3 separate regions of the Mus musculus genome follow, and regions 1 and 2 are each linked to region 3. Evidence: chromatin loops called from intact Hi-C (ENCODE). Cell type or tissue: left cerebral cortex. All regions are shown on one strand. Each heading gives the region's core, and the rest is flanking DNA. Links, peaks and the distances in the headings are about the cores only. Region 1 overlaps Sh3gl3 (SH3-domain GRB2-like 3). Region 2 overlaps Sh3gl3 (SH3-domain GRB2-like 3). Region 3 holds the start of Sh3gl3 (SH3-domain GRB2-like 3).

Evidence for each region. Hi-C counts contacts between places; a loop is a spot of excess contacts. Peaks named below come from ENCODE experiments on the same cell type or tissue, not always from the same donor. Only the 100,000 strongest peaks of a DNase experiment are listed, where the experiment ranks them.
Region 1: a loop joins it to region 3, with 3 times the contacts of the local background. A loop is called at or near these places in 7 of 42 quality-filtered maps.
Region 2: a loop joins it to region 3, with 2.5 times the contacts of the local background. A loop is called at or near these places in 8 of 42 quality-filtered maps.

What each region holds. Positions count from the first base shown.
Region 1 is chr7:82,259,186-82,269,348 of GRCm38, reverse strand. It overlaps Sh3gl3 (SH3-domain GRB2-like 3), which reads right to left. Exons shown (of 9, transcript NM_017400.7): 2 at 9,149-9,217; 3 at 997-1,069. Among named protein-coding and RNA genes, the nearest start is that of Gm32903, 8.3 kb to the right of the region's middle. In left cerebral cortex, for the core only: a CTCF peak has its summit at 5,982 (motif pointing right); a DNase peak (open chromatin) is centred at 5,992.
Region 2 is chr7:82,239,418-82,249,580 of GRCm38, reverse strand. All of the region lies in intron 1 of Sh3gl3 (SH3-domain GRB2-like 3), which reads right to left. It overlaps Gm32903 (a long non-coding RNA gene), which reads left to right. Exons shown (of 7, transcript XR_003946814.1): 3 at 1-67; 4 at 3,764-3,849; 5 at 7,723-7,801; 6 at 9,158-9,297. Among named protein-coding and RNA genes, the nearest start is that of Gm32903, 11 kb to the left of the region's middle. In left cerebral cortex, for the core only: no CTCF peak of the experiment used is centred there; DNase peaks (open chromatin) are centred at 4,715, 5,036 and 5,531; H3K27ac peaks cover 327 bases.
Region 3 is chr7:82,172,935-82,183,097 of GRCm38, reverse strand. It overlaps Sh3gl3 (SH3-domain GRB2-like 3), which reads right to left and starts at 8,302. Exons shown (of 9, transcript NM_017400.7): 1 at 8,079-8,302. The coding sequence starts at 8,123. In left cerebral cortex, for the core only: a CTCF peak has its summit at 6,715; DNase peaks (open chromatin) are centred at 6,824 and 7,589; H3K4me3 peaks cover 596 bases; H3K27ac peaks cover 243 bases.

The DNA.
Region 1 (10,163 bases), core at 4,962-7,461, 86 kb before region 3:
TCAGCCTTTTGAGCCTTGCCAATCTCAGCCTTAAAGCCCTTATCTTCCAGGTCTCCCACTGTCAGGTGGCTGTGCTTCTCGTGGGGATAAGGACCACAGGATGAGGTCAGAGGCTTCCTCACCTTCATGATAACCAGCCATCTCTTCTCTGCCCAGTGGACACTCCCCTGATGGCCAACGGTTCCCTGTTCTGTTGAGTATCAGCTCTTGGATGGTGGAGTCTGCCTGACTGTGCATAGAAGCACCCAGAAAACCTTTCATGTAGAGGTGACACTGGATTTGTATAGGCTGATAAGAACTGGTCAGTCCAGTCACTTGATGAGGCTGGACAAATTTAGTCATGCGACTCTGAAGCCCTTTATACTCTCTGGTCTTCACTGATGGTTTAACTGAATGCATGCTCTTACATGCTCATGAGTGTGGCCGTGTCTCTCTGATTCCTATGGCTAAGGGACTCACAGTGACTCCCACAGCAAATCCTATAGGAAAAGTGCAAGGCTTGGGCACCTTCTGCCGGTTCTCATCATCCTGTGACAACTGGTGTCTAGGACCCAGGGATGAAGGCCTGGGGCAGAAGTGGTGCTCATTTCCAACAAGGCTCCCACAGATTGTGCTATCATGGCTCAGCCTCAGCATCAGGGTCACAGGTTAACATACAGATCTTTCCGAACAGTATAGAGGACTTTCTTGATAATTAATAATTGATAACTAAGAAAACTTTCTTTAAATGTGCAGTGAGTTTCTGAAGAATACTGGAACACGGGAGATGTTCATCTGGGAATGTCTGCACTGAGACCAGCACTTCAGCCTCACATTGTGACTCGCTACAGCCACACTGTGTCACTGGAGGCTCTGCATCTAACAACTGAATTCCATTATTGGTACGCAGGGATATTGCTTCCAAATTGTCTCAGCCTCATGCAATGGAGCTGGGTCCAAGAGAATCCATGAACACAAATGTGCAACAGAATGTTTCAAGACGTGTTCTGACATTACCTGGATTGGGTTGGAGATACTCTGTGGCTTTTGAAAGGATTTCTGCAACAGCTTTACTGGTGATATCTATTTTCTTTGAAAAGAAAAGAAAAGAAAAGAAAAGAAAAGAAGAGAAGAGAAGAGAAGAGAAGAGAAGAGAAGAGAAGAGAAGAGAAGAGAAGAGAAGAGAAAAGAAAAGAAGAAATGTTAGTGAATTTAAAACTTGCTACAGTCACAAAACCAACAACAGTATTTCCCATTCAATTAAGTTCTAATGCTACTATGGTGATTTTTTTTTTTTTTTACATTTCTTATTTTATGTGAATTGATGCTTTGCCTGCACGTATGTCTGTGTGAAGACATCAGATCCATTAGAACTGGACTTACAGACAGTTGTAATCTGCCATGTAAGTGCTAGGAATTGAACCCAGATCCTCTGGAAGAGCAACCAGTGCTCTTAACTGCTGGGCCATCTCTCCAGCTCTACTGTGGTGATTTGAACACAGATGTTTTAACATCTTAGGAAGAGGTGATCTTTTCTCTGTTGCTGACTCTGAGATAACACCCTCTTCTCAGTGACGTCAGACAACACTAATTTCCTTTTCTTCATAATGTTAAAAATGAATGTAGAGGAGAAAATAAGAAATATTCTATACATTACAACTCTACTCAGTGAATAGACACTTGGAGAGCCTTAGTTGTATCTACAGAGTGAACTTGAATAGTCATGCTTAGAGAAGGTATCACAATATAATGAGTCATGTTAGAAACTACCCTGGTATTAATAAGACAACCACCATGCCCTGCTGGATGTTAGCAGAGTTTTTCTGCCATGATTTGACTGATTTTTGCCCTGCCATTCCTGCATTGCTGGTTATTAATTAGCATAAAATTAACAGGATATCCAGGACCACCACAATACAGAGTTCATTCATTTTATTCTATACCATCAGTAGCCCACAAGAAAGAAAGAAAGAAAGAAAGAAAGAAAGAAAGAAAGAAAGAAAGAAAGAAAGAAAAAGAGAGAGAGAGAGAGAGAAAGAAAGAAAGAAAGAAAGAAAGAAAGAAAGAAAGAAAGAAAGAAAGAAAGAGAGAGAGAGAGAGAAAGGAGATGACAATCACAAGAGAAATACAAAATCATGTCCTAAAAAGGAATAAATCTTATGAGAAGACAGACTTTTAAAAATCCAATTCCCTATGTATAAAAATTAGTTTTAGAAAGACACAAACCTTCCCATAAATTAGCATATAAAATCTCATCAGAATTATCATTTGGTTAAAACATGGTAGGTTGATGTGGTGGGCTTGAACAGGAATGGCCCCCACAGGCTCAGATTTGAATTGCTGCTCATTAGGGAGTGACTCCACTAGACAGGGGTTAGAAGGTGTGGCCCTGTTGGGGAAGTGTGTCACTGGAGGTGGGCTCTGGGGTTTTAAATGCCCAAGCCAGGCCCAGTGTCTGACTCTTCCTGCTGCCTGTGGATCCTAATGCATCTCCCAGCACCCAGGCGACCGTCCTCCGGCAACGATACTGAGCTAAAACCTCTCAACTGTAAGCCAGCACCAGTTAAATGTTTTCTAAGAGTTGCCATGGTGTCTCTTCACTGCAACAGAAACCCTAACCAAGACAGAAGTTGGTGCCAGGGGCTGGGGTATCGCTTTGATAAGCCTGACATGATTTTGTTTGAAGGAATGTGGACTCTGAAACTTTGGATTAGAAAAGATTAACACTTAAGTCAGGGCTTCAGTAGGAACATGAAAGGCAGTGATGCTGAAGGTGACTTGAACTGTGGGGGCCTGGCTCACGAACTTTCATAGGGGAAGGATTTTAGTATGTGGCTTAGAGATCATTATTGTGATAATTTGGCAATAAATGCGGCTGCTTTTGCCCTTGTCCAGAAAGTCTTTCTGAAGCTAAACTGAACAGTTTGGGGTTAATGGCATTGGCAGAGAAGATTTCAAAGCAGTCTAGTATAGACTGTGCTGTGTAGTTATTAATGGTCAGTCATATGCAGATCTACAAAGAAAAGGAGCAAGCCAGTAAGCAGCACTCCTCCATGGCTTCTGTATCCGCTCTGCCTCCAGCGTCCTGCCCTGTTTGAGTTCCTGTCCTGACTTCCTTCTATGATGAAGCCTTCCCTTTCCATTTTGCTTTATGATCGTGGTGTTTCACTGCAGCACTAGTAACCCTATCCTGCTGAGGATAAAGTGAGATTCACACTGTATTAGGATAAAAATATGGACCAAAAACCAAAAATGTAATAACTTATAAAACAGAATGTCTCCAAATGCTGAAGCATCCAAGCTTGACCTGAGATCCCACAGTTAAACTGTGACACACAAAAATGTCATACTACACAGTGACAGATACAGCACATGGAGTTTACAAAAAGTGGCAAACGGGGGAGGGGGAACCACAGAAGGTCAGCATCCACAGAGCTCAGAATTCTCACTATACATAATTTTTTTAAATAAAGTAAAATAATCTGGTAAGATACATTGTGAAAGGAAACTCATGAGGAGGAGAAACAAAGGAAATTCTATGCATGGTACTGAACACATTGGCAAAGATAGGTGCTCAAAGGAAACCTAAACTAACTCGTGAATAAATACAAAGAAACCAAACCAAGTGGCCCTCCTGGAATGGCTGCGGTGTGTGCACACACAGGTGTGTCTGTACTAACAAACTGTTATGCAAACATCTTTGGCAAAACTCAAAAGAAAAAAAAAAAAAAAAACAGAGGCAGGCAGAGGTATGAGCATGTTGGGGAAGGCTGTGTGTTGTGAAGTGTGTTCTCCAGTTGATTAAATATAGGACGTGCAACTAACTCTCCCGGGCCCAGCCCACACAGGGGCTGAGTAGCAGAACAGGGTTCTGAGGATATCATGGGGCTGGAGAGACGGCTCAGTAGTTAAGAACACTGGCTGCTCTTCCAGAGGACCTTGGCTCCATTCCCAGGACCCACATGGCATCTTCCAACCATCCAGAACTCCAGTTCCAGGAGATCTGGTACTTTCTTCTGACTTTCATAGGTACTGGGCACACACAGTACACATGTATGTGTGTGTTGGTTAAAAATGGGGTCCCAGTCAGGCAGTGGTGGCGCACGCCTTTAATCCCAGCACTTGGGAGGCAGAGGCAGGCGGATTTCTGAGTTCGAGGCCAGCCTGGTCTACAAAGTGAGTTCCAGGACAGCCAGGGATATGGAGAGAAACTCTGTCTCGAAAAAACAAAAACAAAAACAAAAACGGGGTCCCGTGTCTGGCTCACCACGGGTCTAGGGCCACTCATGGAGGCTGATGTGGGAAGTTTGACTGTGCCGCGGACCCCATGCAGCTGCAGCCACTGCCGGGTGGGCGTCAGGCTGTGAGAAGCCGCAGGACTCCGCTCTGGGGATGGGGAAGGCGCAGTCTGAGGTCCCAGTGGATCTGCCAGCGTTGGCTCAGGGTCCCCAGGCCCGCATGGAGGCCGAGGATGACAGTTTCGGGCTTTCAAACATCCCAGACACCGCTGTATGCTTCAGAAGAGCTGAGAACAGAGCGGGGCCCACGGGTGGGCTCTGGCCCAGGGTTGAAGGGAAAAGGACAGGGAGGAGAGCTCCGGCTGGGTCCCGCGGGGAGGGGAGTCCTTGTCTTGCTTAGGCTGGTGGCTTGGTGGTGAGCAGCTTGTCTCAGCTGGCTGCCTTGGCTGAGAGGACAGAGAGGCCTCCGGCATGCTCCTTAGAGGGAGACCTGCTCCATTGCTCCAGCACTGCGGATCCCCCTGAGAAGAGGCAGTCCATGGTTTTAAGGTGTTTATTAAAGAAGGGCAGAGAGAGGGAGAGAGTAGAGAAGTAGAGGCCGGCAATGGCCACAAGGAGAGAGGGGAGAAGGGAATGAGGAGAGAGGGGGAGCAAGAGGGCAGGAGAGAAGCAAGCAGGAAGCAGGAGTAAGTGAGGGAGGAGGGGCAAGCAGTTCCTTTTATAGTGGGCCAGGACTACCTGGCTGTGTTGCCAGGTAACTGTGGGGGTGGAGTCCAGTCAGAATGCCAGGAACTTGGGGCATTGCCATACATGACTAATGGCCACACACCTCTCTGCTGTGGGAAGGGGCTGTGGGAAGCTGTAGCTAGGACAGGACCCAGGAGCCCAGGAGCCCAGGAAGCATGGCTGAGAAGTCACCTACAGGGTCACCAGGGTTTAAAGCCTGTGCTTGACCGGGGACCAGGCTGCCTGTGCACAGCTCACTGCCCCACGTGTGTGTGTGTGTGTGTGTGTGTGTGTGTGTGTGTGTGTGTGTGTAAAATACATGTATATATATTTATATGCAGGCAAAATATACAACACACACACACTATAAAACGACCTGTGGCTATGGCTACAGCCCCTTTTTTTCTTTTGCAATGAGCATTTGTGCTTCCTCCCTCCTCCCTCCAGGCCTTTATGATTTTCCACCTTTTCATTAACAAAACAACAAGACCACTTAGCATCTATTTTTTGTTATTATCTTCTGACTTATCAACCTTTTTGCACTGGTTTCTTTTTAGTTGTGTGTATTATATGTCTGTAAGAGGCTGTGCGCACATGACTGCAGATGCCCTCAGAAGCCACAGTCATGGGATCCCCTAGAGCTGGGCTTACAGGAAGGGGTAGCCTGAGCCCTGGGAACTGAACTGCAATCCTCTGCAAGAGCAGTGCTCCATATCAACCGTCAGGTCCTCTCTCCAGTCCCCATACTAAGCTCTACCTTCTATGTGGAGTGACTTAATTGGCTGATGATCCCCCAGCTGTGGACTCTGTGATGTCCTTGCTTTCTATCAACGCTGATTTCCTGCTAACTGCATCTGAGATGTAGCCATAAGTCACAGGTGCGGAAAGCAAAGTTCTGTCACTTGTCATAATACATAATTCTACTTTTTATTAAAATCTCCTTCAAATGAAGAAGTGACTTCACATTTTCAAAGGAGATTTGTTTTTATTTTATATAAATGAGCATTTGCCTGTGTGTTTGCCTGCTACCCTTGGAGGCCAGAAGAGGGCGCCAGATCCCCTGCAACTGAAGACCGTTGTGGGTCACCCTGTTCCTCTGCAAAAGCAACAGTGCTCTTACACGCTGACCCCTCTCTCCTGCCCCAGGTTCACATTTCTGAGGATCCAAACGTGGCGTTGGGAAGCCATCTTCCCTGTGATGATTTCGTTCTATGGCTTTAAGAAACTTTCCCCGTGAGTCCTCTGTAACTGCAACCAAAGAGCCTGGGAAGAGTGACCACTTCCACCCGGGGGGATGCAGGCTCTACTTATACACAGTCAACGGTATGAATGTTTTGCCCAAACCTTCCTTGAGCCTATGAGAACCGTTGGTCCATCTGTTACTACAAGAGAGGGGAGGGTGGGCAGCTTCTCTGACTTCAGTCTCTTCTCAGGCCTCCTCATAGCTTTTACCTCACAAACTTAGAAGCTATGTCTGATTCAGAACTCTGATACTTTTCTTCATCTTCCTATATTTTTTTAAAGTTCTTCGGGGGGTATTTTGAGGAGATAAAGAGGAAATGGATATATGATTAAGATGCATGCATAAAATTTTAAAGATTACATTAACATGACAATTTTTTAAAGGAAACATTTTTCCTTGCAATGCATTTTTGGTACTGTGCTATCCTCTGATGTTAGCATCGCTCCTTTGTTTCTGCTTAGTAAGCATGTTTGTGGGTTATTATTCCCATTGCCCGGTCATTCTCATGTCATCTTTTAGATGACTCTAATTTCTTCCATAAAGTCCTTAAAGTACTTAGTTTTGTAACATATAATCACCTAACAGCAAGCTCCTCTATCCTATACTACAGTATAGATATTATTTTTGTACTTCTGTCACTACCAATGATTTTTGGAGGGAAAAATCTAAACAGGAATAAACAAAAGGAACCTCAGTCCATCAGCTAAAACTTCACCTGCCCCATCAGGAGTGAAGACATTCCTAAGAAACCCCTCCTGTCTGTCCCCCTCCTGTCCGTCCCCCTCCTGTCCACCACCCCATTGGTTATCTGATACTGGACTTTCCCAGGATGCTATGCTATGTGAGAGGATCCGAGGAAGCCCTGGTGCCCAGCAAAGGAGAAAGCGGTTTCATACCATCTGTACTGGCTTGTTTTGTGTGTCAACTTGACACAAGCTGGAGTTATCACAGAAAAAGGAGCCTCCCTTTAGGAAATGCCTCCATGAGATCCATCTGTGGGGCATTTTCTCAATTAATGATCAAGGATGGAAGGGCCCATTGTGGGTGGGACCATCTCTGAGCTGGTAGTCCTGGGTTCTATATGAAAGCAAGCTAAGCAAGACAGCGGAAGCAAGCCAGTAAGTAACATCCCTCCATGCCTCTGCATCAGCTCCTGCTTCCTGACCTGCTTGAGTTCCAGTCCTGACTTCCTTTGGTGTAGAAGTGTAAGCCGAATAAACCCTTTCCTCCCCAACTGCTTCTTGGTCATGATGTTTGTGCAGGAATAGAAACCCTGACTAAGACCCCATCTGACAACTTAAGATCCACCTTTCAGAAGAGATGAAGCAGAGACAGAGGCAAAGTTGGGGCCAGGACCTGAAGCAGCACGGCCTAGATTAATTACCCATGCCTCAGCCACACCCTGACCAGCGCTGCCTCGTTATACACGCCTCAGCCTACTATTGAAATCAGAGCCTCCTTTCACATGGAATGTTCGTGTGTTTCTCTTGGTGCAGACGGGGCTACACTGAATAAGCTGCTCTGCCCAGGTTTGCCCTGCCACCTGCCTCTTTAACGGGCTTGTTGAGAACAAGCAGGTCAGGATACAGGAGCTGATGCAGATGCCATGGATGGGTGTTACTTACTGTCTGAACCCAGCTTGTCAGAGCTGCCAGCGCCCAGACCTTGACTCTAAACCCAATAACATAACTCCAGATGTTTGTTTTTAAGTATAGCATATGAATTGAATAATCTAGTTGGTAAAGAAGCCATATACATCCTATCATTATATATATTAATAAATTTAAAAATCAACTTTAGATATGTCAATGATATTAACATGTTGAAAGGGTTTTCAATGCACAGAATTTCTTTTTTCAAAATCAAACACAAAATAAGCTTCTCTTCTTAGGGTCTTAACACTTCTAGGAAACCGGGCGTGGTGGCGCATGCCTTTAATCCCAGCACTCGGGAGGCAGAGGCAGGCGGATTTCTGAGTTCAAGGCCAGCCTGGTCTACAAAGTGAGTTCCAGGACAGCCAGGGCTACACAGAGAAACCCTGTCTCGAAAAAACAAAACAAAACAAAACAAAAAAAAAACAAAACAAAAAACAAAAAAAAACACCTCTCGGGCACTTCCTGGAGGAAGGCTGGCCAGGTCCTACCTACATTAAAGAGAATGCCCTCCCAACCCACACCCAGAGCGGGCTTTCCCCCAACCTGCACTGCCGGCCACACCCAGGCCCCCAGCTCCGGTCTGAGGAATCTAATCGTTAGGACAAGCTCTGCTCAAAGGGCCCAAGACAAAGGGGAGGAAGCAGAGCAGTGTGGACCCAGCTCCGACTGCACCAGAGCCACTCTCCAGGTAGATGACCAGGGGACAGGACAGGGGACAGAGTCTGCAGTCCATCATTGGAGTGCCAAGCCAGGAACACTCTTCTAAATTATTTCATCTGCATATATGATTCTAGATGCCCCCATGTGAGGCCAGCCGGGCACACATACTTATCTCTGTATCACAGCTGATATGTCGGTTCTAATGGCAGAAAAGTATTTGCTGTGCAGCTGCTGAAACAGATGGGAACAACAGCCTAGATTACCAAATGATAAATCAGTTGTTATAAATCGGAAAAGCCTTGTCACACAAGCCTTGAGACACAGTTGACTCTCTAAGACATATGAGCACCATTTGGCCCTGGAGTTGTTGCCAAGGCCCACATGTTATGCATTCTGACAGCTGGCCACTAGGGGAACCAGTTAGTCACATTCCGTTTCCTTCCTCAACTTGCCCAGACTAGATGTGGTTCAACCTGATCCTGGCTTGGGCTGGGAAGCACTGGGGTCCTGCCTTCCCGACTCTGCACCCCATGCTTGCATTTGAACATTCTGGATTCCCACTCCAGGTCATATTCCCAATAGTAGGCGGTTCTCTCTCGGGCACAGACAGCCCATTTCTAACCCGTCACATGTTCAAAAAGCTTTACCTTTTCCATGTTCAGAAATTCTTCATCTAGCTTCGTTCCTTCGGCACCACTTATTTTTTCACTAAACAGCTGCAAAAACAAACACAAATGCTTTCACTGAACAAAGATTCTCTATATTCCTTTCATTGAAATTAGTGACAAAAATCTTGGCTCTGGCGTTGTTGGATTTTTGGTTTTCTGTACACTGGGGTTTTGCCTGCATATCTATCCCTGGAACATTAGTTACAGACAGTGAGCTGCCATGTGGGTGCTGGGACTCGAACCCAGGCCCTCTGGAAGAGCAGCCAGTAATTTTAAAGGTTCCTGAGTTCGAGCCCTGGAGCCCACGTAGAGGTAGAAGGAGAGAACCAACTCCACAAGGTTGTTCCCAGACTTCTATATGTGCACTGTGGCATGCGTGCGGGTGCATGCACACACACACGCACACCACAACAGCTACTAATGAGAAAAGAAAAGATCATGGAACAATGTACACTTCCCATTTGTCTAAGCTTTATCATGCACCCATCCTCATCAGATGGCACAAAGCAGTTCTAATACACGCAGTGACAAGACAGCTAGGGACACAAGAGTGACAAGAGTTAGCAGCACCCCAACAGCCTGAATGTAAGAGACAGGCGGTAAAAACGGACAAATACTAGGACCAAATGCAAACTATTATCAATTCATCAACTTGACAGACTCTCAGGGCTGCTTAGAAAGTATCTCGTCTGCAGAGCAGGAGGCAGATCATTCAAGACCTGACTCCTAGAATGCGTGGCATTTGAGTTTGTTTTTTAAGGACAGTGACATTTCAGTGTGCAGCACAGCGGGAAAGGTCTTCTGGGATGTGGTGGTGTTTTCAAAAAGGAAAACTGAGAGGAATGGGAAGGGTGGTTTGATACTGAGCACAGTTCCTATCCTTTGTGGCTATCTGTACAATAAGAGAGGCTTAGCAGCATCCCTGCTGTCTACCGCTAAATGATAATAGAAGTCATGTGCTCACTGTGCACACTCATGTGCACACACACAAACA
Region 2 (10,163 bases), core at 4,162-6,661, 67 kb before region 3:
TGCTTCCATCAGCTCAGAGAATACAGCAAGATTCAATTCAGCAGCAACAGGGGAAGATGAGCAAAGGGTGTGTGTGGGCGAGAGGCACCAGCAAGGTGGGGGCTGATGGTCGGGAATAGACCGGGTGAAACTTCTCGGAGTGAGGGTGGAGAAGCAGTGCAGGTACTCCTTCATTCGGGTCAATTTTCTGTCTTGTAACTCAGGGTGGAGCGCGGGAGCAGAAAGCTCCAGTCTGGAATAAGCAGCCATCTCTCCCTCAGCAAGGGAAAAATCAGAGCACACTGTAACCAAGGAAACCAGGTTCTAAGAGGCCAAATTTCTGGGGGGAAAAAAAACAAAAAGCATAAAGAAGTGGCCCTGGCAGGCTGTTCCGTTTTCTCCTGGTGCTTGAGGTAAGTCCTCACTGGTCCAGAGACAAGAATTACAGAACACAGCACAGGGTCAGGGATGAAGGCTAAGGATGTGGGTGGAGATTTTCCCGCTGTCACAGCCATCCAGAGACAAAGACTGGAGCTTAGGATTGTCCATGAGATGCCATAGTAAAGAGGCTGGAAAGTGAGGGTGTGTCTCCTCAAAATTCATACACTGAATCTCTGATGGCCAATGTGTCATACATACTAGAAGTGTCCTACTAAGTCTTGCGGGATGCATGGGTCAAGGTTAGTCCTCTCCTCTCCATCTACAGAAGCACACTGGAGCTGCCCATCTGTGAACCAAGGCAGACCCTGGCCAGAACAGTCCACAGAACTCTGAGAAACAGATGTCTGTTTAAATCGCCCAGTGTTTGGTATTTTTGTTGGAACGTCCCAGGTACTAAGACAATATCCAAATGGCCGAATAAGCATATGAAAATATCTCACCATTATTATTATCGTGGAAATACAAATCAGACCGTGATGCCATACTATACTGCTATCAGAATAACTAAAATCATCTCAAAACATGAATGTTAGTACAAGTGTTTCCCAAGATTGATGGAGCAATTGGAATACACATGTGCTACTCTAGAGTCCACGCTGCCTGAATGGTTTTGGGAAACAGTTTGGCAGCATCTACTGAAGATGAATATAGAAATCACTACGCCCTATGATTCAGAAATTCCCCTCTTAGGTATTCACCAGGCAGAAATTCCTACGAGAGTACACTGAAATTCATATACAAGCAGCATTGTTCAAAACAGCAAAAAACCAGAAACAGTAAACAAGCAAAAGTACAGTTGCTATGTCTGCAACACAACATGCTATAGAAACGAGAAGACACAGTGCCTCGGGCAACGGCAGACCATCTCGGGCAAAAGTCTAATCAAGAGTGCTTATTGTGCTGCCTGGTTTTTATGTCGACTTGACACAAGCTAGGGTCATGTGGGAAGAGGGAATCAATCAAGAAAACGCCTGCATAGTATTGGCCCGTAGGCAAGCCTGAAGTTTGTTTTACTTGATAATTGGTATGGGAAAGCCTGGCTCACTATGGGCAATGCCACCCCTAGGCTGGTGGTCCTGGATGCTACAAGGAATCAGGCTTAGCAAGCCATGGGAGCAAGCCAGTAACCGCACCAGTCCAAGGCTGCATCATCTGCATTTGAATTCCTCCCTTGTTTGATTTCCTTCCCGACTCCCCTCAGTGTTGGAGTGTGATCTACAACTATAAGCTGAAATAAACCCTCTCTTCCCCAAATTGATTTTGATCACGGTGTTTTATCACAGCAATAAAAGCCAGAAATTGGTTCCAAGTCACGAGGTATCACCGTAACAGACATGACCTTGTGTTTTTAGTAACAGACATGACCTTGTGTTTTTAGGTGGGCTGTGGTGGCCTTTGAACTTTGGGCTACAAAGCTGTTAAGTGCTCAGAGCCCTGTGTGATGTTCTGGGTGGGATGCAGGAAGAGAGGAAGGGTGAGAGATGCAGATGTTGGAGGTTTGGCTTGTGACAGTTCACATAGAAGTTTGAGGGTCCCTTAAAGGCTCTATCAGGGCCATTCGATATTTTGAATTCAAAAATCTGTGGTGTCTGGTCACCTGGAACTGAAAAATCTGCTGTGATTAACCAGAGACCAGAACCACTGGAGTAAAACTTTGGCTTTGCTGGGACAACTGATAATGGTCAGCTGGAGCTGAAGAATCTGCTTTGATTAAGGGGCCAGCATCAATGAGTATTTAAAATCCCCTGAGATGTGTGTGCTACATCAGGGTCAGCCCAGAAACTGTAGTCCAGAAAGGGGAGAGGCTGCATCTCATGCTGGCAGGCAGACCTGGTAGTGCAGGAGCCACCCAGGTGGTACGAGTTTTGAATATATGAAGTGGTTATGGAAAAAAAAATCTGAGGGCTGGTACTGTGTGGCATCCTGGAGTCCTTGAAGAGAGGCCATTGGTGAAGGTGAAACCTCAGTTGCAGCAGGAGACCCCAGCATTTTGGATACGCTAATAGCATAGGACAGCAGCAGCCATGGAAGGGTTCCACCCTGAATCTATGAGACAGAGCTTTGAAGGGCAGGCCAGATGAGCACAGCTAGCTACTGGGTCCCCCCAGAGTCCCGGAGTGGGTCCCAGACATCAAACACTGAACTTCTAACACTGTTACGTTTTGGGTTGATTTGACTTGACTGTGACTGTGACCTTGTTCCCTTATGGAGTAAGATGGTGTTTAACTTATGTTTTATAGGAGCCCACAGTTAAGAGACAGACATTTTGCCAAGATTTTGGATACTTTAGAGAAATGAAAGAGACTTTGGATTTTTTTTTTAAAGACTGGACCTTAAAAGAGTTGAAACTGTGGAAATTTCATGCTTCCAAATGTTTCATGCTGTGATACTGATATTAATAAAAAGATTTGGAGTATAAGCAAGAAAAGAGGCTATGACTTAATGATATGTTGCTGTGTTGTTGACACGTGGTCAAGTTTGCTAGCTAGTTGTTATGTCAACCTGACATAAGCTAGGCTCATGTGAGAAGAAAAAAAATCTCACTTAAAAAAAAAAATGCCTCTATAGTATTGGCCTGAAGACAAGCCCCTAAGGCATTATCTTGACTGATAATTGATATTGGAGGGTCCATTCCATTGCAGGTGAACTCCCAGCTGGCCTGGTGGTCCTGGGTGCCATAAGAAAGCAGGTCAGCGCAAGAAATGAGGAGCAAGCCAGTAAGCAGCACTCCTCCATGGTCTCTGCACCAGTCCCTGCCTCCCACCTCCTTGCCCTGCTTTACTTTCTGCCTTGTGGAATTGTAAACGTAAAGCAACACTTTCCTCCTGCAGGCTTGGCTCATGGTGTTAACTTAAACTCTAAGACCGTGACTCTTATGCTCTGTGAATCTAATGACATAAAGTCCAGAAATAAAGGAGAACATGCTATGTTATTCTAGTCACGTAAGTCAAAAGTAGAATACACTAAATCTACAGGGCTGGAGAGGTGGCTCAGAGGTTGAGGCACTAGCTGCTCTTGCAGAGGGCCTGGGTTTGATTTCCAGACCCTGCATAGTAGCTTACTATCACCTCTACCTCTAGTTCCAGGGGATCTAACACCACCTCTAGTCTTCCAGAGTACTGAGCTTGCATATGGTACAGATGCACAAATGCAAGCAAACCAATCAAGCCATAAAATCTTTAATAGAATATACTAAAATGTAGTGGTCGAAATAAATGTTGCTATGGCCTTAAGGGAGCCTTCTTGGTGCTGGTATTACTTACATCTTTGTATGTACATGCGTGTGGCAGTCACAGGCCAATGACAAGGGTCTTCTTCAATCACTTTCCTCGTTATTTCTTAGACGAGGCCTCTCCCAGGATCTGGATGTTTCTGCTGGCAAGCCCCAGGGACCCTCCTTGTTTCACCTCCCCAGGACTGAGGTTATAGGTATGTGCCACCAAGCTGAGTTTTATGTGGATGCCAGGGAGCTGAAATCGGGTCTTCCTCCTTGCATGGCTCCAGCTGCTTCATATCCCTAACCCTTAATACCTATACCGTGAACAGGTTACATGGACATGTCATTCATTCAAATATATCAGGATATATATTAATAGATGCCACTCACTCCCTGTGGGCATGTAAATACGCCTGCCTATCTCTCGATGCAATTCAGCACTCAATGGTTTTAACATTTACATACAATGTATTCTTTCTGATTTATTTGTCTAGAGCAATGGCTCTCAACCTGTGGGTTGCAACCCTTATAGGGGTTGCATAGCAAATATCCTGCATATCAGTTATTTATATTGTGATTCATAACAGTAGCAAAATTACACTTATGAAGTAGAAACAAAATAATTTTATGGTTGGGGGGGTCACCCCAACTGTATTAAAGGGTCACAACTGTATTAAAGGTTGAGAATCACTGGTCTAGACCTGTATAAAACAAGCAATGGTGGTCCGAATCTTCCTACCATCTCAACAGTAGACATGAGACATTGCCTGACAATCCAGAGTGGGTCATCTATGATCAGCAGACTCATACTAGCACAATAAGGACTTTCATCTTTTCTAAGAAAAAGAAATCTCAGGGGCTGTAATGCCTCTGCTGTGTACCCTGAGCCATGATGCCTGCTTTGGGCTTCGTCACCATCACAGCAGGACAAGAGAAAAGAAGCAACCCTGCCACGAGTAAAGGAACTGCAGATAGCAAGTAAACACCACACAAACCAGCCAAGCTGGTGGACAGCCTCCATCCTTCTCAGCTCCACCAGGTGTCTTTAAATAAATGTCTTATATGTGGAGGCAGCGGACACACCCATAACAGGGCTGGAAACCAGGAAAGGTGCCAGCAGCAATCCAGGAAAGGTGTGAGCTTCCTAGAAGATGGAAAGCAGATGGGATCAGAGAGGGGAGAAAATTATCACCAATATAGAAGTGGTAGAAAACTGCTCCCTAGATCAAAGCAAATACAGGGGAATTCCAAGCCTAAATTATGTAAACATCAAAAGAACAGGAGTGATCCCCAAAGCACAATATGGGCATCATTTTAAAAAAATCACATGTGGGCTGAAGAGATAGCTCCGTGTTTAAACCACCCGCTGTACAAACCTGACAATCTGAGTTCAGATCCCACAACCATGTATAAGCCAAAAACAGTAGAGCAAGAGTCTAACCGCGCACACCCCCCACCAGGAGATGGGAGGCAGAGACAAGAGAATAACTGGAAGTGTGCAGGCCCGCCAGGCTGTGAACACAACAATTAACAAGTGAGACACTGTATCAAACAAGGAGGAAGGCGAGGTCCAGCACTGAGCAATGGCACATGCACGGAGCACTCCTGTGAACACACATACATGCACACACACCACCACACACACATACACACACGTATAGGCACATGCAAACAGATCAATAAATGAAAGAAGGACAAAGGGACTGATTACCCACTCCCATTCTGTTAACCACATCTCTACTACATCCAGAGGCAAATTCTGCAGTTACAGCATCTGGGTTCTACTCCCTGCTCCACTGACAAACAGAGATCTGAGTCTGGGGAAATTATCAAAGCGCTCTGCATCTTCAGTTCCTGATGTGCAAACTGGCGACAGCAGTTCCCACTTCGAGTACGGGAAGTACAGACCAGTGTCTCACACCAAACAACAGACACCATCAGATCCATCAAGCAGCCGACCTCTGGGAGTGCTTGTGGGAGCTTGCAGCCTGCACTCATGTCTGGGTGGACTCCCCTTGTGATGAGTGGGCCTAGAGTAAGATCAGGATCAGAGAGAAGCTTCAGGTTTCTCCAAACATTCCAACAGGAGAAAACTCTGCTGTCCCCCAAGAGGAAAGTGCTGCAGTCCCAGAGTGAAGCCTTTCTTGGTGGCTTCCTGCTGCTCCCACTGATCCAGTCACCACACATACCCAAGGTCAAGAAAAAACACACCTAGGCAAAAGACAAAACCTGCCCCAGCCACCCACACATCTATCTCAGCAGAGCCCTCCAGTCTAATGGCAACCTGAAATCCCAGAAATCTGAAGGAAACCAGGTAAAAGAAAAAAGTATCCACAAGGAAGCTTAGGCTCAGTGGTTCTCAACCTTCCTAGTGCTGTGCCCCCTTAATACAGTTCCTCCCCGGGCTGTGGTGAGCCCAGCCATAAAACTGTTTATGTTGCTACTTCATAACTGTAATCTTGCTATTGTTATAAATCATGATGTAAATATCTGTCTTTTCCAATGACCTTAGGTGACCCCTGTGAAAGGGTCATTTGACACTCCCCCAAAGAGGTCACAACCCAGATTGAGAACCGCTGCTTAGGACTTTCCAGAAAAAAACAGCTGACTAAGGCACGGAGGCTTGTGGGATAGAAGACCTTGCCAGGAAACTTGGTAAGGTAGAGGGGGTCTGAGTCCCTGGAAACTCAGGTACACACCTGAGATGGTAGGCGGCTCCCAGCTCCCTGCCAGACTCCTGGCCTGGAAAGGTGTGTGCCACACTCCCCCTGTCTGTCATATAGCCCCAAACAGAGTTCTCCATGCTAATGAGGTACCTAGAGGCCCTGAGAGTTTAGCCAATAAGCTTCCCTTTCCAGACATCCTCCTTCCTGCAAAAGGTATTTAATCTCTGGTTCACCCTGAGAAGTGGGTACGCATCCATTTTCCTGATGAACAACCAGTAAACAGTTTGGAACTAAGGACTGTCTCTTTCATCTACCACCGCCAAGGGGTAGCATGGAGAAGACCTTTGCCTACAGAGATGCTGCCTAACACTCCCATAGAAGGCCTCTCTGCCCTTCCAGACTAGACCCGGCCCCCATACTGAGCCCTCAGGCCCCCAACAGTCCCGGCCGTGGACCCCTGACACTTTGCTCCCGATGGCTCTGTGTGGTTTTCTAGTGGTAACTAGATGCTTGGGTGTCAGGGAATATCAGGTTCAGGTTCCCACATCTCAGACTGTGTTCTCGTTTTCTCTCTCTCTCTCTCTCTCTCTCTCTCTCTCTCTCTCTCACACACACACACACACACACACACACACACACACACACACACACACACACACACACACACGGGAGCCGTGTCTCTGCACTTCCCTCTGCACTTCCCTGAAGCCCAGAACCTCAGGACAGTTTGGGATTTTTAGGTGAACTAAAAATATAAGTGACAAAGCTTAAGTCACTGTTCCTTAGGAAGATACTGAAGGAACCAGCCCAGCGGACCACCAAGAGATGAGAAGCGGAAAGAAGTCTGGCTTCAGCCCCTCTGCTGAGGCTGCTCTGAACCATGCATCCAGTCCCTGACTGTCTTGCCTGACACCAAGTGAGGTTGTCCTCAGGCCTGGTGTGGGCTTATTTCCGGAAGGGATTCTAAGTTCACTGGAAGTCAGATGACATTGAGGGAGTCAATTCTCGCCTTCCAGTGAATTCTAGGGATGGAACCTGAGTTGTCACAACTGTGCGGTGAGGGTGCTTCCCTGCTGAGCCAGCTCCATGGCCCCAAGAACCTTCATTTTATATAAAAATGCACATTAGCCAGTCTTTGACATAGGTAGCTCCTTTAACATAGACAGTGTTTTATAGATTTGAGATAATACTGAAAACTAGGAAATGTGAAATATTAACACTGGCTTAGCTATATGCTAGGCAAAGCCCCTCTATTCCCTCCCTGATGTAATCAGTCTCAGACAATTCTCTCTTCTGTCTTTTTCTCGTTTGGTTTTGGGGGTCTTGATTGTTTTGCTTTGTTTTCTAAGACAGAATCTTGCTATGAGACCTGGCTGATCTCTAACTCATGACTCTCCTGCCTCTGCTTCCTACCTGCAGGTGACAAAAAAACGAGCCACCACACCTTGGTCATGTCATCTTACATCTACAGAGCGATGCATTCTTTTACACTATGACAGTAAGTCATACATATTGATCTGTAAGCTTTCCAGGAAAAGGCTTTTATATGTCAGCACTGTTTAACAATAACAAGAGCAAAACAAAAACAGGGAAGACTAAGACAATTAATATCGTCTGTGTACCAGGCTAGGAACATCACTGGACTTTTTGACTGTGGTCCGTCCTCCTTATTCTGGGCACTGAGAGTTCTACTGTTTCCTGACATCTAATGTTGCTAAGAATTAAGTATGAGGGAGAAAATTGTGGTTAGCTATCTTCCAGAGTCTTTTGGTTTTAGCACTTGGAGCTAAGGTTTAATTTATTTTTCTTAAAAAAACATTAATTTCTTCTTTATGAAGTCCAATAGTTTTATTTCCTCATTCATTTTTCTTGGCCTGCTCAAAGGCCCTGTGAGCTTCAGATCAGGTCAGTAGATTGGTAGCATTTTAAAAAATCTATAGAACTGGAGTTTAAAAATCTCTATCTACAGACAGCAATGATCGGGAAGCTTAAACCAGCTGGAGTAAGAGAGGGAGGGAGGGAGGATGTCTTTGTGTGCCCCCCAAGACCCAGGGAAATGCAAGATAAGCCCTAGGACAGAAGTAGATCTCAAGGTGCTACAGAGGCCATCCACCCCAAAGATGCTTAAAAATTTAAAAAGACGATGCACCACCCCTAAAACCTTGAAAGGCTCCCAAACACTAGCCAGAGGGGGCTCCGTGAGAAACAGCCACATCTGTGAGGGAGTCAGCCCCCACACCTGCCAGAACCCTGGAGATCAAAGCCATCTGCCACAGCACCAAACAAGCAGAAACTTCCCTATACTCTCTCTCTCTCTCTCTCTCTCCCTCTCTCTCTCTCCCTCTCTCCAACTCCTCCCCTACACACCCACAGGGCAGGAAGCTATCTGGTAGGAGAGCCTCAGGAGGACCCAAGGTAACAGCCTGCCTGAGGTCAGCCCCTGCTGAGCAAGGGGGACGGACTTCAAGTGGATGATCACACTGTAATGGTCACATGAAAATGATAATCACATAATCCTGGTTAGTTTCCTATTTCTGTAATAAACCCCATGCCCGAAAGCAGCCTGGAGAGGAAAGGGTTCATTTCATTTTACAGCTTACAGTAAAGTCTACCATGAAGGGAAGTGGTGGTAGGAACTGAAGCGTGGGCGTGGAGGAACACTGCCTACCGGCTTTCTCTCCATGGCTTGCTCAGCTTCCCTTCCTATAGATCCCAGAACCACCCAGCCAGGAGTGGCACCCCACACAGTGGACTGGGCCTTCCACATCTATTACTAATCCAAAAAATGCCCTACAGACTTGCCCACAGGCCAATCCGATGAAGGCATTTTCTCAACTGATGTTCCCTCTTCCAGGTGGCTCTGGTTACTGTAAAGTTGACCTAAACAGCAACCAGCATTGATGCGGGACTGTTGCCTAGAGCACAGGATCTGTGCAGGGTGTTGCAATAATCCTCAGAGTGGGAAACACAAGACAGAACGTGGATCATTTCAAGGTAGTATTTTCCAGATTATCACCCCGTGCATACTCTCTCTCCTCTAACCTATTAACTCTAGAAGGCTCGTTTCTAGAACACCCTTTTGTCAGCTTGCATACATTCCATGTGTCTTACACTCCATGTGTCTGTGCATTATCCAAGAGCAGGCATACAGGGATCCCTCTCAGATCAATCTGACATTGACCTAAGCCTTTCACATTCTGAAAGACCACCTCCCATTATGTCGCCACATTCTACTGGCTTCGAGCTCCTCCAATCCATACCTATAACAACAGCCTCCCAAGGAGACCAGACCCGGGCATTCTCTCCCTTCCCACTCCTTTCTCAGCCCAACTAAAGCCACCTCTGTCTTCTGCCCACTGGATGAAGACTCGAGTCTCCCTGTGGCAGATTTTGTTCCGGCTCAGGCAACACACCACTTCGCTGGAATAGTTTGTATTTCTCCAGCCCCCATCCCAGCTACAAGCAGTCCCTTTTCTCGTAGCTAATCAGACCAAGACGGAAGGAAGTCAGTTGCGGTGGGAGTTTCTGGGAGGCTTTTCATTTCTTAGCATCGAGTGTCCCTCTTTGTTCCTTTTCCCCACACTGACCATGAGATGTATTGAGGTTGCGTCAGCCGGCAAAGATGGAGGCCCTGACATTAAACACAGAGGGCAGACACTGTGGCCTCCCACTCGAGCCCAGGTCAGTCGGCTCTGTAGTTGCACTATCCCTAGCCACACCCAATCCTGACACACTTCACAGCCGGGCTGCACAGGATCTGCCCCATCAGTCGCCTCTGCTGCAGCCCAGGGATGACTGTGGCTCCTAGTTAGCAGACCCTTTCCAAGGCATCCTGACCATTCCTCTGGTAAAACTGTCCT
Region 3 (10,163 bases), core at 5,167-7,666:
GGCAGAGATGCTTCCCCACAGTGTGAGCTGAGCTTTCAAAGCAAAACACAGCAGCCAGATGACAAGTCAGACCGGCAGCTTCCTTGTTTGGCAATGCAAAGTGTGCTGTCTGTTTGTGGCTGGCTAAAGTCTTGGCATTGTACTCTGGGATGGATTTGGTGTGAGCTGTAACGGTGTGGCTCATGCAGGAATTCAAAGCTCAGCCTCAGCTGATGGCTTCCTGCTTATTTAATTTCACATCATGGAAGTCAGAAGAAAGTAATACAACAGTTTCCACAATCAGCAAGAACCACCACTACAGGTCATCCATTCACAGCAAAAATCCTGCAGCAGTAAAGGAAAACGAAAGCCATTCCCAGTTCAAAGACAATGAAGAGCTTGCCACCAGCCCCTTACACTGACAGAATGGCTGAAAAATAAGTTCTCTAAACAAAGAAAGGAAATAATAAAAAGAAACTTGGAACCTCAGAAAGGAAGACAGAACTCAGTAAGCAAAGAAAATGCTTCTCCCCTTGAGATTTTTAAATGACTTTGACGGTTAAAGAACAAATTATAACAGTGCTTCATGTGCCGCTCGTGAGGAGGGGATGTAATTAATGTAATTATACTGCAAATCAGGAAGAGATGGGAATTAAAGGGAAGGAAGTTTTCTATATTCATTTTTAACTGTTAAAATGACAATATTGGTATACTGTGATGAGTTGTTTACATTTATAGTAGTCATTATCAATCTATAAAAAAATCCGTATGAAAACACCAGAAAGAATTTAAATAATCTTTAACACAGCGAAAGGTGAAGTTAAAAAGAAAATAAATTTAAAACAGAGCCAACAAATAAAAATAAGTAAAATGGCAGCCTTTAGTCAAAACATGTAAATAATTACATTAAATGTAAATGGCCTAAATATAGCACTTAAACAACAGACTGGAAGAGCATATTAATGAAGTATGACAGTTAGGGTTTGAATTTGAATGTTCCCCTCAGTTTTAAATACTTTACCCTCAAACTGCAGTGTGTTTGGAAGGCTATGGAAACTTTAGGAAGTCAGGCCAGGCTGGTAGAAGTGGGTCACTGGAGGCTTTGCCCTCGAAAGTGCCAATCATCTAGGGTTCTGGACCTGCTCCTGGCTGGCACCATGTGAGTGTCTGCCTTCCACTGCTTCTACCACTATAGAAGGAACCATTCCGACCACCATGCTTGTCTCCTGAGAAACTGAACTCCCTCTGAAACTGTGAGCCAAAACTTAACCTTTCCTTTCTTGAATAGTCTCTACTGGGTGTTTTGTCATAGCAAAACAACCAACACAAACTCTGACTGCACTTTGACCAAGCAACATACTTCAAATATTGGATTATAGGCAGGCTAAAATCAAAGCAAAGCTGATTAGTTAAATTAATATCAGACAGACATAAGAGCAAAGAAACTAGCAGAGTGAAAACTAACATTTTAAGTTAGCTTTATTTTTATATTCACATAGAAGCCAATGAAGACATGTCACTAGACTAACACGGCCTTAGAGATGGTTCTGTTATAGCATATATTAACTGAACATATTCATTGAATTTATATGGTATTTCAGTGGATACAGCATGAACCTGCTTTTCTATTTCACTTAACAAAATACACTACAGTTACGTCTTTTTTTTTTAACTACAGTTGACAGGACTTTATTTCTTCTTTGTGGTTGTATAATAATCCATTGTGTGTCACATTTCCTTTATCCATCCACGCACTGAGAAGTGCCTAGGTTGATTCTACAGCTCTTGTGACCAACTCCACAATAAGCACAGATGTGCAAGTGACTCTTAAGCACACTGCTTTTGCTTCCTTTGGTTATACACCCAGAAGGGGATAACATAAGAGCTCCACACTGTTCTCTACAGTGGCTTTTAAAAAATATATTCCCACCAACAGATAGCTTCCTGTCTTCTCCAGCGTTTTCAGTCTTCTGCTTTCTCGAGCTGTATCTTTGGAAGAGCATCCTGGCACCATGAGTGAACAGATGTACGTAGGAGGGCAGACACAGAGGTCTAACAATGTGTTAGGAAGCTACTGCAGCCGGGGAGTGGGGGGGAGGCTGGGGGGGCAGGGAAAATGACCAGAGTAGATCAGCAGATCAGCATCAGCAGTGACGGAGAACAGCCATTAAATTAAGGATACACTTTCAGAGCAAAGCCAGGAGGAAGAGCACGCCAATAAACTCATGTGATGCGCTTTGTTTTACTTAAGAGACTGAGCAGACATCTGAGATCACCAGTAGAAAAGGCAAGAGGACACAGACAAAAGTTCCCGTTCTCCCATCTCAACCCTAGTGTCTGAGAGGAAGGTAGCACTGATTTATGTCTGAAGCAGAAATACGATGTTGAGATTCATCAGAGGACATACTGTATTTAAATGTGGGCAAGCCTCCTCGAAAGAGTGCAAGTCTAGAAAACAGGAGCCGGAGCACAAGCGTGGAGCAGAGCTGTGCAGTCGAAGGATGAAGAGCTATTAACGGAGACCGGAGGATCAGCTGGCTGATTGAACTTGGAAGAACTCTGGCAGGTGCTATCCTCAGGCAATGGGTCAAATGCTACACAGAGTTCCAGTGTGGAAGTGACTATCAGACTGAAGGACACTTAAGACCCAAACATGCATGGCCTCAAAGCACAGGAGACAACTCAGTTGGAATGGCCTGAAAAGAAAGTGTGTGACAGAAGCCAAGATGGAGTGTACCTGCTGATAAGAGAGAGGGGATACAAAGAGAGGCGAGGGAGGGGCTCGGCCAAAGGAGAATTTTCTCTTTTTTTGAGATAGGAGAACTCATATCTACATGTTGATAAGAATGACTCGAGAGAAAAGAAATGTGAAGAGAGATGCTGCTACAGGCCCAAAGCCCCTTCGACAATGAAAATGAGAGGATTGGGAGGCACCGTAAAGCAACTAGCCACCTGTATTTTGTTCCTTGTTACACAAAGAGAAGCAGAAAAACACCCACACATGAGCAAACAGGACCTCTGGACTACTGAAGTGTGGCCCAGAGCAGAGACAGGAATGAGGAGCTATGCCTCACCTATCAGATTCACCAGGGAGGACCCAAGTCACAGAGCCTGAAACAGCCACAGTTCTGCTACCGACCGACTGGCAGAGAGCAACCCAGGAAAGCAACAAGAGTCAACACTGAAGAGAGGGGTATTCCGGGACCATGCAAGATGGCACAGGCCTATAACCCCAGCACTGTGGAGGTGAGGGTCAGAAATCCTCACCTATATAAAGAATTAGGGACCACACTAGGTTGCATGAAACTGAAAAGGAAAGAGAACAAGGAACTGGGTGAATGATGCCACCATGAGTGGCCTGGAGGCCTGCAGGTGGGCACTGCAGTCTGCCTGTGAGGAGCTGGGCAGCTACAAGGGAAGGGCCAACAAAAGGCTGTTTCAGAGGGGCACCAACAGCAGGAGTCTAAAGGCAGCTCCAGGATGAACCCCTCCCAGCCCATGCACTTCCCGATGTCAGGAACACAGAGGTGCGCACAATCTAACTGCCCACACTCTGCTGAGCTCCAACATCCACCATATGTTTACCTACCACTTAGCTGAGTAAAGTATTCTATCCATTCTGTCTCCTAAGGACTTTAGTTTCCGGGTCATCCTGTCCCCACACGGCACACACCCCTCCACATACTTAGTGTTGGAAAATACAATTGCATTCAACGTACTTAATAAAACTAAAAAGCTCATCTAACCAGGGAGAAACTCTGGTTTCCAGTGTGCTTTACAGCTAAATCACAAAGGACACCCTGGGTAATATTTTTACTTTATAGAAGGAAATGTAAAGAATGTTTGAGTTATATTGGATCTTTTAGTTATTTAAAACAAAAACAAAAACAAAACAAAACAACAAACTCCTAATCAGTTTGGTTTAGACATCCACTCTAGGACCCCGGCTTTCAAACCAAAGAGTTCAGATTTATGAATTAATTTGTCAAACAGTCTGTGTGAAAAGATAGCAAGAATGTCTGATCTTTAATATATTTTCCAATGCATCTAAGAGAAAGAATAAATCATTATGGATTTTTCAAAGTGCATTTTTATCTTTTTCTCTAATGAGAAAGTGAAACAAAAGACATTCATTGTCTCCCTAGAGCAGCTTATCACTCACCAGGGCCATCTTCCCCTGAAGCATTTGCCCATAAATGGCCAGCCTGCACAGGCAGTGTCTGCAGGGGGATATGTCAGGGACACATGGACCTTATGGACACTCAGCCTTTTTGAACTTGATGCATTAAAAGAGAAAGATTGCGTTACCAAAAAGCTAACTTAAGGGCTTCCTCATCTCCTACGATGTTGTTAGGTCATGTCACAATAAAAGCTCAAAGAAGTAAATTCAACATGGGGCCTACAAGACTTAGGAGAGGAGAGACAGAAATGATACTGGTTCCTGGGCTTCCATGGGACTATGACTCAAGCCCCTGGGAGGTCAGAAGGTCCTGGAATGAAAAGAACGCAGCTGTTAGGAGAGCATCCAGGCCCGAGCACCCAGACTCAGTGGATGAGCACATAGATGCATGACCAGAGCATCTCTTTATTGCTTGTGTGCTGTACTTAGCAAGAAGCCACAGGGGCAGCTCTGAACTCTGCATTGCTTTCCACCAACTCCACTCTCAGCCCTGCAGAACAACTGGTTCTATTTAAAACTTTGGTAAAGAGTTTGAAAAGTGTTTAGTGACAAACTCAAGAAACCTGGCACAATGAGGCATCATGTCCAGGGCTGACAGCTCATTTTCTGGGAAACCAAGGGCTCTGTTCCTCAATGACAGGGAAAGGGTCAGGAAAGGAGGGGCAGGTAGCCAGGGCATTCAGTCATTTTACTCTGCCATGGTCCAGACTCCCTTACTTCCAAAAGGTCCCTATTGTCTTTGTCTTTGTCTGAAACATTTTAAGTAAAATATTTAAGGATTTCAGAACTGAGATACACATACACAATATCTAGATGGATGGATGTTCTCTCTCTTTTATGCATGTGTGTACCTGCTTGTGTGTGCATGTGTGGGTACGTATACGTACACGTGTGTGTGTGTGTGTGTGTGTGTGTGTGTGTGTGTGAGTGCGCGCGCCTGCATATGTACAACTCACATACTATGCAGCTTATTTAAGTGTACAATCAAGGGACTGGAGAGATGGTTCTATGATTAGAAGCTCTTTGCTCTTCCAGCCCAGTGGACACAGTTCATACAGTGCTCAGTTCTCAGTAATCACACTGGGTGGTTCAAAACTACCTAGAACCCTATTAGCTCCAGGGGATCCAGTGCTCCCTTCTGGCCTCCTCAGACGCCCACACACTACATAGCACACGTGTGTGCACACGCACACACACACACACACACACACACACATACACAAGAGTTTTGCAGACATTGTGCGATCAAGTTTATCACAGGGACCTGACCTCTGAATCCTCTCATACATCATGCAGAGAGAAAGCCAAGGAGGCCAAGTTGGGTTAAGTCACATTTCCAAGGTTGCAGAACTGATCATGGCAAGGAGCCAGCCTTGAATCCCTGGGAATTATTAGCCACTGATGTCATTCGGGACTCCCTTTCCCTGCCCCGGGAAAGCTCCAAATGAATTAAAGCCCGCTGTGGAGACACTGTTGGAGGACATCTGGCATTCTTTATTACTCTGCTCCCTTGTATTAAATTAAACAAAACCTAATTTCTCCAAGCTGGTTGTACTGCATAATTTCTAAGAAAGACTTCTAGAAGTCTGAGGGTGGGGATGCGGCTCAGACAGGAGAGTGTTTGCCTGGCATGTGTGGAGCCCTGGGTTCAGTCCTCAGCTCAGTGTAAACTGGGCAGAGTGCTCCCTCTTGTATCCTGGGCCCTGGAGGGATAGAAGTGGGGCCCCAGAAGCTTGCAATCACGCTTGGCCGTGTAGCCGCTCTGAGGCTAGGGTGGGCTATGTAAGACCTGGATGTGGGGGAGAGAAGAGCGGGAAGTACGGAAATATCTAGAACAGGTTTGAAACTTATCTGTCAGGTACTCTTAACCACACCATGTTGGTAAGTCCAGAGAGAGTATGTAAACTCTCTCTGGTCAAATGAAGTACGAAATATTTCAGAGACAGGCAGGAAAAGCATAGAGCCTGGGTAAGAACACACCTGCCCCAAGGACAATGGTGACCCCTGGAAGGCCTCCTGCTAGTTTGATTTGATTGATTGTAAAGAATAGAACCAAGCCTCCTGACACAGTATACTTCCCCAAATCCAGTAAAGTCCAATGATTTCAACCACCCACTCTGCTCCATGGTCAGAAGCCATCCTGAAGCGCCTAAGGACTCAGTCTGTGTGATCACAAGGCTGCTCCTATAAAGTCCATATCCAAGAAGGGGGGGGGAGAAAGAGAGAGAGCAAGCGCCTCATTTTCTGCTAGGGCTAAGCACGACAATGTAACAATCATGTCCAGCAGTTACTCTAGCATGGCCTTGCCCACAGAGACTCTGGGTCTCCTGGCTGCTCTAGCATTACCAAAGAAGTAGAAGCTGACAGCTTACCCACCCTCTGTATGACTCGACTGCCCCCTCCCATGATCTTGTGATAGCAGTTATTGCTTCTGAACCCACTATTGTCCATTTATTACACATACATTTATAAAGTGCTCACTACTCATCAAGCACTGGGCTAAAACACTGTCCAAATGTGGCCAGTGCCTGTGGTGAGTGTAGCACCCCCTAGAGTCTCTCTTTATATACTACTGTGTGCGACTCCACTAGCCTCAGCTCTCCCTTTTTAAAATGTTCATTTTAATTGGAATTTCCCCAAAATCACTTAGACACTCCAGAATAAGATATGCCAATGGCCCAAAGGCCAGTAACAACTGAAATATCCCACAGACTTTTGTAAGTACTATAGAAACAACAACGAATCCACCATCTCTGCTCTCACCCAGCATTTCAGGATTTCTCCTCCAGGATTTCTAACATCCTGAATAGCATCACTGTCTGCCCTATGTCCCCTGCTGAGAACAGCCATCACTTAGCTTCCTTGTGGACCAGCTGTGACTTAGGGACTAGCAGTGTCTTTCCGCCTGGAATAGAAAAAAAAAAAAGATTTTTCTAAGGCCAGCTGCAATCTCAAGATCGATATGAAGGAAAAGCCTGAGTGGGACATCGCCACCGACGTGGACTTAAGATGCAATGAAGTCCACCTGGGTTTCAGCAAAACTGAGGCTGGGAAAGAAATGAGGGCAGGGCAACAATTCCGCAGGTGCTGGTGAACAGGTTTTACAACATAGGCTCTACCATTGGTGAAGAGTATAGTGTTAGAAAGCAAATTTGCTTGTGACACACACACACACACACTTTCCTGTGTCCCTGTTTCCAGATTCCTCTGCTCAGAAAGCCCTCCTTTTCCTATAACAATCCATAGACACAATCCTTTCTCAAGCTTAATCCCCAAATGCCCTGTCTTCACCTCCTGGAAGCTTCCCATGAAGCCCCCACTGAATCACCTGCCATCCTCTTCCGCGGAGGCGTGTCTAGCTCGGTTTGTTTACGTGTGTGTTTTGGGTCTCCTCATCACACTGTCTCTTTGAGAGAGCAGGAGCCTGGTGCCAACCTCGAACCAACCCAGTGAAGACGGCCGGCAAGGGAAGGACCACAGCGATGAGCCCCAACCCCTGGAAAGCCAAAACAGAGACTGCCGGGTCCCAGCCAGGGCGCAAGAAGAGCGTCCTGGGTGCGGGGGGTGGGGGTGGGGGTCCCAACGGACAGACGAGAGATTCCGGGGCAGGAGGGAGGCCTACCACGGTCTTGGTCCCAAAAGCTCTCCTCCGGGCGCACATCCCCAAGCCCACCACCTCCGATCCCTTGCCAGCCGAACTGCTCAGATTTACAACCGCCAGGGCGCAGCGGGAGACCCGAGACTCGGGGGAGGAGGCACCAACACGCGCAGCCCAGAGCGCGCGACCGCTACTCGCCCCCCGCGCCCTCCTAGCCGACCAGAAACCCAGTCCGAAGGAAGCCGATGAAGACCCCGAGTCCATGGCCCGCAACCCCTTGGGGACGCCGCCTCCAGAAACCCCTCGCGCGCGCCTCCCTACCTGGCTGGCTTTGTGGAACTGCTTCTTGAGCCCAGCCACCGACATCGCGGCGGCGCCCCGCCCGGGGGTGGTCTCGGGGCTCCGCCGGGCCACGCGGCCCGGACGCTGAGCGGAGCGGGCACCCCGGGCGGTCCCCGCGCGCCCCACGGCCACGGCCACGGCCACGGCGCTGTCACACTGGCACAGGCGCTCGCGCAGATAGCAACACCGTGTTTCGAGGCCCCAACGCAGCCCATTGGTCGAGCCTCGGCAGCATGCAAATGAAGCTTCTAGGACCGCCCACGCTTCATTGTTGCGTGGCGACCAGGAGCTCTTGAGCCAAGAAGAGGACCAGTGGAAGGGCTGGCCGTGGGATGTCCCTGGGATAAGGAGAGCCTCTCAGGACTTCTTTCGGAAGACTTGGGATACAGCTGGCTCTGTGATTGTTCTGGACGCGAGGTCTCTCTGCTCTTCAGGGACTTGGTGGAAAACCTGGTTTTACTCACTGGTAGCAAGATCTCCCCTCCCCAAACCCCATCCCTGAGAGCTTTAGATAGACGTGTGTTGTGAGGAAGGGACGCTGGGATGTGTTCTCAAGGAGAGAAGAAACACTAGAGGAACCGGGAACTGTAGTTAGACGGAGAAACCTGCTTGTGAGAAGTTACTTGTGTTCTTAGCCAGTCTGCCGGAGCGGTTTGGGGCTCCCTGGGAGAGAGTTATGTGAGCTGAGCCTCTTCTTACCAGGCACACCAAGAGCCAGTCTACAACATACCAAAAACAGGACCTTCCGTTCCACTACTTACCAGAGAATTGTTCAGACTGGTCTCCAGGAGAGTCCTTTATACAAGATCCTTTCCACGGGGTCTAGAGGTCCTCACTGAACAGAACCCAGTCACAGAAAAGGAGCTTTGCATTAATTCGTGTGCCACCAACACGTCTACTATTTTCCCTGAATCTGACCTTTCAAAGGCCCCGTGGCTCCTAATGTCTTCAATCCATTTCAGCAATGCTTCACACCGACACGAACACTGTGCAACTTTCAGTCTCTACCTAAAAGAAATGACATTCTGTGGACGCTTCCCGGCGTCACCGGGTCTGGGATCATCAACACTCCTGTCGTCCTGAGCACTTGCAGTTCACACCTGTATCCGGGCTTCTATTTGGCTCTGGCATGTCTCCAGAAGCCTCAGCGCCTGCCTCCCAGGCCTGCCTGACTCCTCAGAGCTTCACCCTAGTGTGACAGGGTGAACACCTACAGCTCTCTATGCCTAGGTTTGCTCACAATGACTAGGAAAGTGTGGTGTCAACAGTGCCCTGCCTCTGATATGGGAGAAGATGTGGCCATCTTAACAAGCATGAGTGGTGGGACAAGGTTACTAAATGTGACTCAACACTCTTTGTCCTAGTTAGCCAAGGGCTTACTGACACCAGACAGAGGTAGGTGGTGTGACAGTGGTGACCACAGCAAAATGCCCAGTCTCCTCTGCTATCCCATCCCCACTAAAGGTTTAGGGGAAGATGGTCTCCCTTGTCCTGGACTAGTCTGTGGCTGGGTAGGAGATGTTCAGCTGCTGACCTCTGTGCCCAATAGAAGTTTAAACGGCACAGCCTCAACCCGTGCCCCCTTGAGGAGTCAGGTTCTTTTTGAAGTTGGTGACTGGCATTCTTCCATGGCTGGTAGATCTATTAGGTTTGTGCAGATTTCATTTGGGTTTGTTCTGATTTGAGGGGTAAATCCCAATTTGAATGGACCTTTCCACCATGGGGAGTGGGGCAAATTCCAGTGGGTGGGAGGCTATGGGATCATGGGGGCCATGATGCAGCTGGTCACACTGCATCTACAGTCAGTGAGCAGGGAGAAGAAACTCTATTACTAACTCATTATCTCCTTCATCCCTTTCTGTTCAGTCTTGGGCCCCAGCCATGAGATAATGGCAGCCATTCAGGGAGGTTTTCCTTCCTGTTAAAGCTCTCTGAAAACTCCCTCATGGGCGCATCCAGAAGTGTGTCTCCTAGGTGACTCCAAATCCTGTCAAGTTGATAAGCAAAGCTAACCATTACAATAGAATAGTTAAGTTTCCTTACATGGAAATCAATTGTGGAAAT